Linked DNA regions of Homo sapiens: all the other regions are linked to region 1. A link is a contact called in ENCODE Hi-C or POLR2A ChIA-PET data. All regions are on one chromosome and are shown on one strand. Each heading gives the region's core, a stretch centred on a gene start or an enhancer-like site at or near the end of the contact. The rest is flanking DNA. Distances are from core to core; before and after follow the strand shown.

Evidence for each region. Hi-C counts contacts between places; a loop is a spot of excess contacts on that map. ChIA-PET counts read pairs that join two places held with the same protein, here RNA polymerase II (POLR2A). Pooled maps may share reads with other maps.
Region 2: a loop to region 1 is called in a map of tibial artery, with 4 times the contacts of the local background. The contact joins two enhancer-like sites. A Hi-C loop is called at or near these places in 4 of 168 maps with a recorded cell type or tissue (ascending aorta, chondrocyte, naive thymus-derived CD4-positive, alpha-beta T cell and 1 more), 3 of 37 single-sample maps with no recorded cell type and 10 of 50 pooled maps. POLR2A ChIA-PET finds 5 or more read pairs at or near these places in 10 of 52 experiments (A549, AG04449, GM12878 and 7 more).
Region 3: a map of endothelial cell of umbilical vein shows a loop between it and region 1 (2.3-fold over the local background). The contact joins two enhancer-like sites. A Hi-C loop is called at or near these places in 2 of 168 maps with a recorded cell type or tissue (HepG2 and endothelial cell of umbilical vein) and 1 of 50 pooled maps. POLR2A ChIA-PET finds 5 or more read pairs at or near these places in 14 of 52 experiments (B cell, Caco-2, HepG2 and 10 more).

What each region holds. Positions count from the first base shown.
Region 1 is chr9:6,679,383-6,683,812 of GRCh38, reverse strand. No RefSeq gene overlaps it. Among named protein-coding and RNA genes, the nearest start is that of LINC02851, 23 kb to the left of the region's middle. RefSeq lists enhancers at 87-346, 1,915-2,034, 2,105-2,394, 1,860-2,608, 2,515-2,894. Within about 2 kb of position 2,137, at least 41 of the 41 ENCODE cell types and tissues checked have a DNase peak (open chromatin) inside an H3K27ac peak, as active enhancers do; they include HCT116, ascending aorta, endothelial cell of umbilical vein and 1 more, where a contact is called at or near this core.
Region 2 is chr9:6,564,256-6,568,685 of GRCh38, reverse strand. It overlaps GLDC (glycine decarboxylase), which reads left to right. Exons shown (of 25, transcript NM_000170.3): 16 at 3,257-3,332. Among named protein-coding and RNA genes, the nearest start is that of GLDC, 79 kb to the left of the region's middle. RefSeq lists an enhancer at 1,289-2,488. Within about 2 kb of position 2,110, at least 11 of the 41 ENCODE cell types and tissues checked have a DNase peak (open chromatin) inside an H3K27ac peak, as active enhancers do; they include HCT116, ascending aorta and tibial artery, where a contact is called at or near this core.
Region 3 is chr9:6,786,562-6,790,991 of GRCh38, reverse strand. All of the region lies in intron 1 of KDM4C (lysine demethylase 4C), which reads right to left. Among named protein-coding and RNA genes, the nearest start is that of KDM4C, 31 kb to the right of the region's middle. RefSeq lists an enhancer at 1,194-1,909. Within about 2 kb of position 2,419, at least 7 of the 41 ENCODE cell types and tissues checked have a DNase peak (open chromatin) inside an H3K27ac peak, as active enhancers do; they include endothelial cell of umbilical vein, where a contact is called at or near this core.

The DNA of each region.
Region 1 (4,430 bases), core at 888-3,387:
TTTACATGATGGGGAGTCTTCCTAAGGAAATGACCCAAAGAAAAGTCTGTGTACTTTTATGCATAGGTTTGAGAAAGTGGATAGTTGTGCAGAAGTATGATTGAACAAAGCGGGTATGATCTCACGGTAATAAATTGGGGGCATGAGATTAGCAAGACCTGTTTGTTCAGATTATTCTTGGTGTCCCTGTGTGACATTCCTTCCACCCTGATATAGGGCAGGACACCTGCCACATGAGGGTTTTCAAGAGAGATAAGAGGATGACCTTCCTAGGCTTTATGGCCTGCTTCAGAGACGGGTGAGGGAGATGTGACAGTGGCCTTCCAGTATATGCTGTTTTCTCAACTTCCAAGGTGCTATGTTTGGGGGTTGGGTTTCCTATGCCATATCAGTGCTTACAGTATGACAAGCAGCATGATGAGTGCTTTACAAAGCCTGCACTACATGTCAGGTAGTTTTTACTCATTTGTAAAATGAGCAATCTTCATTTTAGAAAGACTGACCAAAGGCCCAGTCATACAGATAGACGGTAGAATCCGGAATTGAAACTAGCTTCCTAAGCTACAATGGAGTGAAGCAAAAAAAGGAACTAAAACTAGGTCTAGGCTGGTAGGCTGGGTGCAGTGGCTCACGCCTGTAATCCCAACAATTTGGGAGGCCGAGGCAGGTGGATCACGAGGTCAGGAGATCGAGACCATCCTGGCTAACACGGTGAAACCCCGTCTCTACTAAAAATACAAAAAATTAGCCGGGCTTGGTGGCGGGCGCCTGTAGTCCTAGCTACTTGGGAGGCTGAGGCAGGAGAATCACTTGAACCCGGGAGGCGGAGCTTGCAGTGAGCCGAGATCGCGCCACTGCACTCCAGCCTGGGCAACAGAGCGAGACTCCGTCTCAAAAAAAAAAAAAAAAAGATTTTGAAGCATATGTTTCAACAGAGCAGATGGAGAAAGTTACGTCAAACGTCTTGAGAGGAGGACATGGAATGCCAAACACAAGGATCTAAAAACGGTAGTGGTGCTTTAATCCCACTGCCTTGGGACAGTGACGGAAATCAGGGACAAGAAGAAATACATTTCTTGAATTGGGCAGCTGAAAACCTAAAAAAATCGCTATCAAGTCCATTTATTTGTGTGTGTACATTTATTTATTTGTATTATTATTATTATTTGAGATGGAGTTTCGCTCTTGTTGCCCAGGCTGGAGTGCAGTGGCTCATCTCGACTCACTGTAAGCTCCGTCTCCCGGGTTCAAGCGATTCTCCTGCCTCAGCCTCCTGAATAGCTGGGATTACAGGCACGCACCACCACGCCCAACTAATTTTGTATTTTTAGTAGAGATGGGGTTTCTCCATGTTGGTCAGGCTGGTCTCGAACTCCCAATCTCAGGCGATCCGCCCACCTTGGCCTCCGAAAGTGCTCGGTTTACAGGCATGAGCCACTGCGCCCTGCCTGCATTATTATTTTTTAATGAGACGGGGGTCTCACTATGTTGCCCAGGCTGGTCAGTAACTCCTGAGCTCAAGCAATCCTCCTGCCTCGGCCTCCCAAAGTGCCATTTATATTTTATATACTCTAAAGGACCATGGGGCAGATACAGCACAGGCGGAAAGTCAGCTTTGAGTTAAGCCTGTTGGAGATGTAACAATACCAGGCAGAAACCCAGAAAGATGGGGCGTAGGGCTGGGTGCAGTGGCTCCCGCCTGTAAGCCCAGCACTTTGGAAGGCCAAGGCAGGCGGATCACTTGAGACCAGGAGTTGAGACCAGCCTGGGCAACATGGCGAAACCCCGTCTCTACCAAAAATATAAAATTAGCAGGGCGCTCACCTGGAGTCCCAGCTACTCAGGAGGCTGAAGTGGGAGGATCGCTTGAGCCCGGGAGGCGGAGCTTACGGTGGGCCGAGATCGCGCCGCTGCACTCCAGCCTGGGTGATAGAATGAGCCCCTGTCTCAAAGAAAAAAAGAAGGAAAAAAAAAAAAAAGAAATGGAAGCAGTGTAGGACCGAAGACGTCTGGGACGGAAGCTCACCCCCAGGAAGGCCTAGGGAGAGAGGCACCGGCGACGTGTCTGCACCACGCGTCACCGGCACGCGCGGTCCACACTCCAGCGCCGGGTCTCGCGAGAGCCCCAAGCGCGGAACCGAATCTGCAGGCGCGCCACTCTTTGCCTGCGGCACCCTTCCTCCAGTTCTCAGGGTGATGGTCGCGATAGTTGCACCAGCACATGAGGGCGAAAACCTCTTGTGCTGCCTCCCCGTGACTGCCAGTTCCCGGACCACGTTCTCCCCAAGAGCCCAAGAAGGGCAGACAGCCAGGCGCGCTTGGCTGGTCTCGGGAGGAGGAAGTGGCGGAAGTGGGATTTGGGAAACAATCCTGGAGTCGGTGTGCTACGCATGCGCCGAGGGAAGCGGCCAGGCGGGTGGAGGCGGTGACCGCGCGGAGGCACCGGCGGCCCAGAGGCTTATAGTCTCGCGCGCACAGCAGCGCGCTACGCGGCCATCACAGCACAGCCGATCCAGAGTCCAGTCACGTGACCCGCTCGTGGCAGTCCGTGTGGGGCACTGTAGTAGCATTTAGTGAGTCAGGCGAACCTAGCGGGCTGCCGCCCCAGATCAGTTTCTCCGTCAGATTCCATTTCTCCAGCGGCACCTGAACCGGCGCGGTCCTCTGCGTCTTCTTGCTCCCTGGGGATGGGGCCCGGAGCCCCCTTCTTCATAGAAGGGAAAGAGATTTGAGCAGGTGGAAGGAACAGGTGCCCAGGACGCTGTCCCGACGCCCACACGATGCGCTGAGACCTGAGCTTACCCTCGCGTGTCCCATCGTGCGGTGGTTCTGTCGCGGCCCTATGGGGAGGGACTCTGTCAGACGGGGACGTCACGAGGCGGCCTTGCCGGGCAGGGTATTGGGGGTACCGGCTCCATAGTTTAACTCCGCCTAGTAGTGACCGCGTCTTTTTGCGGTTTTCCTCAGTCCTGTGGCCGGAGACCTCTGCAGTCTCCCTCCCGCAATGGAGACGTCCTAGGAGGTCTTCTGTTTCCATGTTTAGGGAAATGGGAAACCTACATAGTTTAGTAACAAATTGAAAGAGTAGTCCAAAGTCTTCCAACAAAGAAGACTGCAAGCCACCATGGCTTCCCTGGCAAATTGAACGATATATAAGAGGAAAACATAATTCCAGTCTTTAATAGTTCCAGAATAAAAGGGGGAAGGAAGATGAAAGCGGGTAACACTTTTAAACTTTTTAATGGCCTAGCATAACCCTGATAGGAAAACCTGACGAGAACAGCGAATGGAAGGAAAAGTGTATGCAAGTTTTGCTCATGAGTCTAGACGGGAAACTCTGTAAGCAAAATATTAGCAAAATCTAGTATTATGTGAAAGGAATAATACCATAGCCAAGTTATGTGGTTTTTTGTTTTGTTCTGTTTTGTGGGGGTTTTTTTTTGAGACGTTTTGTTCTTTTTTTTTTTTTTTTTTGAAACCTCCACCTCCTGGATTCAAGTGATTCTCCTGCCTCAGCCTCCCGAGTAGCTGGGATTACAGGCGTGCGTCACCACGCCCGGCTAATTTTTTTTGTATTTTTAGTAGAGACGGTGGGGGGGTTTCACCGTATTGGCCAGGCTGGTCTGAAACTCCTGACCTCAAGTGATCCACCCGCCTGCCAAAGTGGTGGGATTACAGGCGTGAGCCACCTCGTCCAGCCAAATTAGGTTGTTTTAACATGAGAAGACAAATTACTGTAATTGAAGATACTAACTAATTAATGGAGAAAATATCATCTTAATAAATGTAGAATAATTTATTAAATTTAACACTTATTCATGATAAACACTCATGGAAAACCAGGAATAGAAGAGAAATTAATCTTATAGAGGGTATCTGCAAAACACCATACACCAAACATCCTACTTAATGGTAAAGCGTTGAAAGCGTTTAAGAACTTGGGGCCTTTAACTCTACAGAGTTTCCCAGAGTTGTGACTTTGATGATTCCATATACATAGACCATTTCAACATGTTTCTCTGTCCTATTTCCTGCTAATTGGTATGTTGGATTATTTTATTCCTTGGAACATAGTAATCATAATTATTTTGTAATCTGTATTATGATAATTCCAGTGTCTGAATTTTTTTCAAGGTTTTTTTTTTTTTTTTTTTTTTTGAGACAGAATCTCACTCTGTCACCCAGGCTAGAGTGCAGTGGTTTGATCTCAGCTCACTGCAACCTCCCTCTCCAAGGTTCAAGCGATTTTCGTGCCTCAGCCTCCTGAGTAACTGGGACTATAGGTGTGTGCCACCATTCCTGGCTAATTTTTTGTTGTTGTTGTTGAGACGGAGTTTTGCTCTGTTGCCCAGGCTGGAGTGCTGGAGTGCAATGGCATGATCTCGGCTAACTGCAACCTCTGCCTCCTGGGTTCAAGTGATTCTCCTGCC
Region 2 (4,430 bases), core at 861-3,360, 120 kb after region 1:
AGTAGAAATGGGGTTTCACCATGTTGGCCAGGCTGGTCTCGAACTCCTGATCTCAGGTGATCCGCCCACCTTGGCCTCCCAAAGTGTTAGGATTACAGGTGTGAGCCACCACGCCCGGCATGGAGGGCCTTGTTTTTCTAGGACAGTTTAAGCTGTGCTCACATAAACTTGGTGTTTCTGAGGCTCCCCGTTCACTGGCCAGCCCTGCAGCTCCAGACCATTCACTACTTCATTTTAAACAGATGTCAGAAAAGCACTGACCTAGCCTGTCCTCCATATATAATAGTTTGTTGATGGTTGCTTAGTCTGGGTTATGTAGATAAGCAATTATTTTTCATAAGACTTTTCTACCAACAGGTGGCACTAACAATTTGTTTTACTAATGCCCCAGTAGTAATCCTTGTGTCACATTTGAATATATCATTTGCACTTTTTGGGTTGAAACATAGCTGATTTTTATAGATGTTTAAGGCCAGAGAGAGAGAGAGAGAGAGAAATCCAGCATTTCTGATCAAGTCTTTAGCATATAGTCTTTCTCCTACACTACTGGCTCATAGCCAGTAATCTGCTTCTTCCTTCATTCCTAGTCTACACCTTGATTGGCCTTTCAAGAAAGTCAGATGAATAGAATTCATGAGAAAAACATAGGGGTAAATATAAAATGTTTTTCTTGAGGTTCCTTACTGTAGGGGAAAGGATGACATTCATATTGATTGCCTGTGCTGGAGGAATTCAATTTTTAAAATATTTACTAAATACTTATTGCAGAACTACTACATGCAGAGTACTGTTCTATATATTCCCTGTTGAAGAATATACAGAACTCTGAGAATTAGACCCTACTGTCAGAGCTTATGCTCTAATTGAGATAAGACAGGCATACAAAGTAAATGTGAAATCGGTAATAATTTTCTATGTCCAGTACATGTATAGGATATTAATGTCAGATAAGATTGTAGAGTAAAATGCTATGATAATTTGGAGGAGGTAGAGGATTATTTCTTTAATCAATCTATCAAATATTTTTTATGTCAGTGTTCTTGGAATAGAGAATACAATTGTGAACAAGGTTGACAAAATTCTTGCCTTCAGGGAAGGCCTCTCTGAGGAAGTGACAGAGCTGGATTGGTGGCTTTAGGGAAGGCTTTGCAGAGAGTTGTAGCCAGTTGAAGAATGGGCAGGATTTGGCTGAGAAGCATTTGACCTTGATGATCTCACTACACATCACATCTGCCCTGTGTGATGGGTACTGTTACTATCCCCATTTTACACATCTCTCAGGCACATAGGCACAGGGAGATGAAGTTACTTGTGATGTGAGTGGTTTCCTGAAGCACGGCATATTCATTTTCTTGTCCTCAAAATGAAAAAACCTCAAATAGGCTAGGACTTGTTTTTCAGAAGCCAGGAAAACAGAAGAGCAGTCTTTGCCTTTCTTCTTGGAAGAGAGCGGAGATAGCTGCAGCTGACTCAGTGCGGGTGACGAGGAACGGGGTGACTCAGGTCTTGTAAGACAGGCTTTCTTTCTTCTTTTCTTTCTTTTTTTTTTTATTTTTTATTTTAGCTAAACCCCCCAGTTCTATCAATCAGACAAGACTTCTGCTAGAAAGAAAATCAGCATTTGCTCCCACAACTCTCCGTCCTTGGAGAGCACAGTGTGCTCAGAAGAGCAGCACTGCTTGCAAAGGGAGCCCGTAGCTCTGGGAGGCAGGCTGACTCCACACCCAAGTCTTCATCTGTCACTGTTGGCCATTTGGCATGTAGCACTCAGACCTCAGTTTCTTTGTGTGCAAAATGGGGGTGATGGCATGGAGAACATACACATTTTTTAAAATTCTTACCGATTTTCTGTGGGTAACATTAAAAAAAGTTATTTTATTTTTAAATTTTCATTTGTTTAAAGTTTAAATTTTTGTATCTTTTTTTAGTATTTAATTTTTGCCTTCAGCTTCGCAGACATACACATTTTGAATGGGACTGATACATCTATTACTCATTTCCCTTCCCTTCCTGCACAGGGTACTGGGAACATGAAATAACAGTCTACGATTGAGTCAGCATTGCTCACCGGAATGTTAGTCATGGCATATGCCCTGAAAGTGGTGCCTTCCAGGACCGTTGAGATGAGGATGGCCAGCCCCTAACAGCCATCTGCATCCGGGGCCTGGGAGAGCCGAACCTGAGACTGCCAGGAATGGTGTCACATTAAAAGTGCCTCATTCTTTTGGGGCTGATCAGGCCCTTGACTCGATATTTGGTAATACTAAGAAATTATAGAGTGATGATTTGTTTTCACCTCATAGGTGTGTCTTCCTTAAACCTTGTTAAGATGTTGACACATTACCCATTTAAAGGGGGAAAGAAAAGGGAAAAAAAAAGGAAAAAACTGAAGTTCATTGTTCTAGGTGTGACAATTGTGTTTGTAGTTATTTATTTATTTTTTGAGACGGGATCTCACTCTGTCACCCAGGTTGGAGTGCAGTGGCACCATCTCGGCTTACTGCAGTCTCCGCCTCACAGACTCCAGTGATCCTTCCATGTCAGCCTGCCCAGTAGCTGGTACTACAGATGCATGCTATCACACCAGGCTAATTTTTTGTACTTTTAGTGGAGACACTGTTCCGCCATGCTGCCCAGGCTGATCTTGAACTTCTGAGCTCGAATGCTCTGCCCACATCGGCCCCCCAAAGTGCTAGGATTACAGGCATGAGCCATTGCACCCGGCCTGTAGTTATATTTTTAAAAACAATACTTATCTTTGAAGGCTGCATATTGACATTTGAACTGATGATAGGATGTTTGAAGTTTGCTTCAAAATATATAGTTCAGCATGAAAGTGGTTAGTGAGAAATATAATAGGAAACAAGATTGACCGTAAACCAAATTGTTACAGCTGGCTGACACACACGTCGTAGTTCCTTTTGTTCTTCACTGTATTTTGGTATAGTTTTGAAATTTTTCATAATAACAAAAGGCTATTTTCAATGCGTGGTCCTGAGCAAGGATATAGAAAGCTCCATCTTTGGGTAGGAGTGGTTGAGCTGTAGTGCACAAACTGGATGCTGTTGCTTTGATTGTTTTGATTGTTCAAGACCTTTTGACTCCAGCAGAGCTCCTTGATGAGCTTCTCTCAGCGTCTGGACAGTGACCATGTGTCACGTGCTGGTGAACCCCTGGCCAGGGCCCAATAAATATTGAATGAGTAAATGAAAGCCAGAAGACCTAACCGTGATCCCTTTCTTCTTGTCTTTGCAAGCGGAGCCCAGGGAGAATATGCTGGACTGGCCACTATCCGAGCCTACTTAAACCAGAAAGGAGAGGGGCACAGAACGGTGAGTATGGCAGGAGGTGGCGCTTGCTCACCATGGGGCACAGAGGTCCTGGCTCTCAGGGTCCCTTCTGTGGGACACTCCCTCCAAGCCTTCTTGGAAGCAGATGAGGGAACATATAGTCAAGAAACAAATTTCTGTGAACTAGCCATTATGATCCTTGCTTCCAAGACATCCCACTTGACCATTTTGAGGAAAAACATTCAGAGATAAAAGACTTGCTCAAACCCAGAATGCAAACGTCAGCCAGTTGGCTGTGGAACTGCTCTCTAGGGAGCAGAGGGAGGAAGAGGGCAGGAATGTTGCCATTGCAAGCATCCTCTCCTTGGCTCAGCCCCGGCCCTGGGCCTGGATGAAGGGCAGAGACCATGCTTTAATTCTTCAGTAACCCCTGTTGTGCTGAAGCCCGGTTCTGGTCATAGTATGCTCAAACAATATTTGTTGAATAAATAAATTCTCCATTAGATGATTCTCAACTTCAAGCACCAAAAAAGGCATAAAGCAGAGTTCACGGTCCTGCTTCAATGTTTGCTTTGGATATGAGAACCTGGTCTCCAGGATCCCAATCGCCTCTTGGGGACCACTGTGGGGACCAGCAGGTACTAATGGACACCACTCGCTCCCCCCAGGGGCAGTGCCTGTAGCAGTGGCCTAACTCAGGCCTCAGCTTGTGCCAGAGGAGGCCTGTGTTCCTGGTTCCTTCATTTTGATGGCCAGTGCTATGCTAGAGTTTGTACTGAGCTGTGGGGCGGAAGTCCTTAATAGGAGCATCGCCTAGGAGCCGAGAGCAGGGCAAAAGCATCTGCTGATACTAGAGAGTTGCAGACAAAGGGGATAGGGTGGTGCTGGCTGGCTAAGTAAGTAGGGTGGAGTGGTAGTGGCCCGATCTTAGTCCATTTCTGGTTTTATTACCACTGGAAGGTTACTTATGGCTAGTTGCCTGGAATTTGCAATAAAGAATGCTGAAAGTGTTTCACTTCCCTTTCATAACAGGGGAAACGAAGGAACATTTTTTTCCCTCCTTCCCTTGCATAGTTCATCCTGATTCCACAGGTGTGTCTTTCCAGGCTTTCATCTTGGTTGGGGAATAGAATTTTTTTT
Region 3 (4,430 bases), core at 1,170-3,669, 110 kb before region 1:
AACGGACAGGAGTTTAATAATGTGTCTGGAGCATAGAAAGGAAAGACTATAGGAGATCAAAGTAGGAAAGTAGGCAGGTTTTACTATGAAAACACAGGCTTAATCTCGCTGTCAATAAACAGGATGATTCCTTCAGCAAACATTTATTGAGCACCTATCATGAGACAGGCACACAGAATGCAAAGGTAAGTAAGAAGCACTAAAGTGGCTGCCTCAGGAAGGAGTCCCACCCCAACCTTCTTCTAAATCCATTAGGACCTGGCATCTGACAGCACAAACAACAAATCCTCCTGGAAAAAAGTTTTCCTCTTTTTTTTTTTTTTTTTTTTTTTTTTTTGCTGAATTTAATCTGCCTGACAGAAAAATTAGAAATGAGGGATGGGGCAGATAAAAGGGTGAAACGTCATGAGATAGTAACAGGTTAAAACAGAGCAGGGCTGGCCAGGGCTAGGGCTCATGCCTATAATCCCCGCACTCTGGGAGGCCGAGGCGGGCGGATCAGTTGAGGTCAGGAGATGGAGACCATCCTGGCTAACACGGTGAAACCCCATCTCTACTAAAAAATACAAAAAAAAAAAAATTAGCCAGGTGTGGTGGCAGGCACCTGTAGTCCAAGTTACTCAGGAGGCTGAGGCAGGAGAATGGCATGAATCCAGGAGGCGGAGCTTGCAGTGAGTGAGCCCAGATCACGCCACTGCACTCCATCTCAAAAACAAAAACAAAAAAACAAAAAAAACAGAGCAGGGCTACAGATAGTGATGTAGTCATTATTTGTTTAAAGAAAGTTTGGCCAGGCGCGGTGGCTCACGCCTGTAATCCCAGCACTTCAGGAGGCCAAGGCGAGCGGATCACACCACCACACCCGGCCAATTTTTGTATTTTTAGGGATGGGTTTCGCCATGTTGGCCAGGCTGATCTCAAACTCCTGACCTCAGGCGATCCCACCCGCCTCGGCCTCCCAAAGTGCTGGGATTACAGGCGTGAGCCACCGCACCCAGCCTAGAAAGTTTAAATGAGCATCTATCTCACAATGCACACATGAGGAAGTAGGAGATACATAAAATTTAAACCTCACCACCCTTTAGGAACTTACAATCCAAAGGAGAAAATAATCTGCACAAAAATATATTAACACATGGTAGAAAATATTCTGAATTCTCCCTGCCTCAGGGAGGGGGCCTGCAACAGGGAAAAACCTTCCAGGCTACATTCCTACCTGCCTCTGTTCACGTGTAGACAGGTACATACCCCCAAATTCATGGGCTTCAGGATAGCAGCCTCACTCTATATAGTATACACACAGTCCTTTAGAAGCATCTGGATCTGGTCCAGGCACGGTGGCTCACACCTGTAATCCCAGCACTTTGAGAGGTCGAGGCAGGCAGATCACTCGAGTCCAGGAGTTGGAGACCAGCCTGGGCAACATGGCGAAACCCTGTCTCTAAAAAAAAATATAAAAATTTGCTGGGCGTGGCCGGGCACAGTGGCTCACGCCTGTAATCCCAACACTTTGGGAGGCTGAGGTGGGTGGATCACCTGAGGTCAGGAGTTCGAGACAGCCTGACCAACATGGAGAAACCCCGTCTCTACTAAAAATACAAAAATTAGCCAGGCGTGGTGGCACATGTCTATAAGCCAAGCTATTCGGGAGGCTGAGGCGGGAGAATTGCTTGAACCCAGGAGGCGGAGGTTGCAGTGAGCTGAGATCACGCCATTGCACTCCAGCCTGGGCAACAAGAGCAAAACGCCATCTCAAAAAAAAAAAAAAAAAAATTAGCCAGGCGTGATGGTGAGCGCCTATAGTCCCAGCTACTCGGAGGCTGAGACGGGAGGACTGCTTTACCACCCCGGGGGGCAGAGGGTGCAGTGAGCCAAGACTGTGCCACTGCACTCCCACTCCAGCCTGGGTGAAAGAGTGGGACCCTGTTTCAAAAAAAAAAAAAAACAAAAATCTGGATCTGGCCCTCACCTAACTACTATGGCCTCGTCCATCATCACTGTCTGCACTGTACTTTACACTCCAACAATACTCACTGACTTGTGCTTCTGTAAACAAGCAAAGCTTTCTGTGTTTCTGCACGGTATTCCTTCCCCTCACAGCAGCCTCTGCCTGCTTCCTCACCTGACAAACTCCTGCACACCCCTGAGATTCCTAATCCTCTGGAACAGGCCTGCCTGACCCATCACCGTGTTCCCAACTCCCCCTCTGCGTTCATTATAGCAGTTGCCTGTCCCAACTGCTGGCACTTCCAACCACCCACTGAGCCATCAGCTCCTCCAGGGAAATGCCGGCTCGCCACCTCTTTAAGCCCTAGCATACAGTCTGGCACCCCAGCCTGGCTCACAGTATCTGCTGCAATAATTATTTGCCAGCTGAATGAAGGAGTAAGTGCCAAATTGTTAACATATTTACATAATGATACCAAATTCAGGAAAAGGAAAGCAGTAGTCCCAAACACAGAAAAGTTACTTAGAAAACAGATTCACTTGCATGACTGGTAAAGAATAATGCAACAGAAAAATCTGGGCAGTGAGAACAGGGTAGAAGCCCACAGATCACCTTTGTAGAAACATTTGGTACACAGAAGGCAGTGTTCATCTTCGACAGGCTAAAGAACAAGGGTGGCCCGAGCATTTCCCTAGGCAGAGGAAAAAGCCAATAGGAAAAAGGAAATCACTGAGTCATTCAACAAATAGTTATTGTATGCCTAACTGCTGGGCAGTCATTCACCAGGGAACAAAGTCCTGACACTAATGGAATGAAACAGACAATAAAAAGTACATGCTATGAAGAAGAACCAAGGGTAAGGGGATAGACTGCAAAGGGGAGGGGTGGCTATTTTATACAGGGTAGGCAAGGGAAGGTACTTCGGAGGAACAAAGGGCTGAAGGAGGGAATTAATCATACAGATATCTGGAAGAAGAACATTTTAGGCTGAAGGAACAACAAGGAAAGAGACTATCGGACTCTTCAAGGAACAGCAAAGAGATGCGTGTGGCTGGAACTCAGTAAGCAAGGAGGAGAATGGTGAGAAATGAAACTGGGGAGAAAAGGAGTTTGGCATTTACTCTGCATGAGATGGGAACTGATCCTGGGGTTCCTCCCCCTCTTAGTTATCCAGTTCTTGGTACTCAAACATCCATTCCCCTTTAAGGAGATAATGGCTGTCTCTAAAGAAACTTTTCTGGACCATCTGAAGCAGAGAAATGAGCTGGCTCACATATTGTAAATCACATTCTGGCTCTTGTGTCAAAAAGGACAAGGCTGGAAGCAGGGAGGTCGACAAGGAGGCAATTTACACTAACCCAGGCAAGTTAAGACGGCAGCTTGGACCATGATGGGCAGAGGGAAATGCTCAGATTGTAGATTGCAAATACATTCTGAACAAAATTTCTTGACAGAAGTAAGAGAAATACGAATCAAGATTTCTGGTCTAAGCAACAGAAGAATGGCTCTGGGCCTGGGCGTGGTGGCTCACGCCTGTAATCCCAGCACCTTGGGAGGCCTAGGCAGGCAGATGACCTGAGGTCAGGAATTTGAGACCAGCCTGGCCAACATGGCAAAACCCTGTCTCTACTAAAAATACAAAAATTAGCCAGGTGTGGTGGTGCGTGCCTGTGATCCGAGCTACTAGGGAGGCTGAGGCACAAGACTCACTTGAACCCCGGGGGCGGAGGTTGCAGTGAGCCAAGACGGTGCCACTGCACTCTAGCCTGGGCAACAGATAAAGACTCCGTCTCAAAAAACAAACAAATGAAAAATGGCTCTGACAAGAAATTGAGGCACAGAAATTGTTAAGACATGCAGCAAATTAGTGGCTACTAGAATTAAACCTAGACCTTGACCTAGTTTGCTAACTGGTCTAGGAAATATACTCTGCCAGTTTCTAGCATCACTACTCCCTTGATTACACAAAACTATTTCTACCTACAAATCAGATACATAGATTAAAGACCTAGATAGCTTAGGTTTTAGACCTTTTTCAATCTTGGAAGTTAATATAGGATAATCATAAAATTTTAAATATGTTAAATAATCTAAAAAGTTAACTTTCACTACACCACCCAGATCTTTGCCAATATGATGGGCAAAAAAGTATGGTTAAGTTTCATTTATTTGATTCTTAGTGACAGTGATCATTTTTGAACACACATAGCCATTTGCATTTCTTTTTCTGGGAGGTGCCTACTTACATTCATTACATTTAAAAGGTATTTATATTAATAAATGTTCTGTTCCTTGAGTTCTTCCTAATCTATATTTATCATTACTAAACTTAATCATGCTACAATTAAATCCCCAGTCCCTCTTGTTTCTCTTTTACCTTTATTTTTCTGAACCAAGAAGAAACAGAAGTTTAAAATGTTCTTCCAGTAATGTTTCCAAGTCACAGGAAAATAGGTATATCTTAAAACAAGCACCACTATGA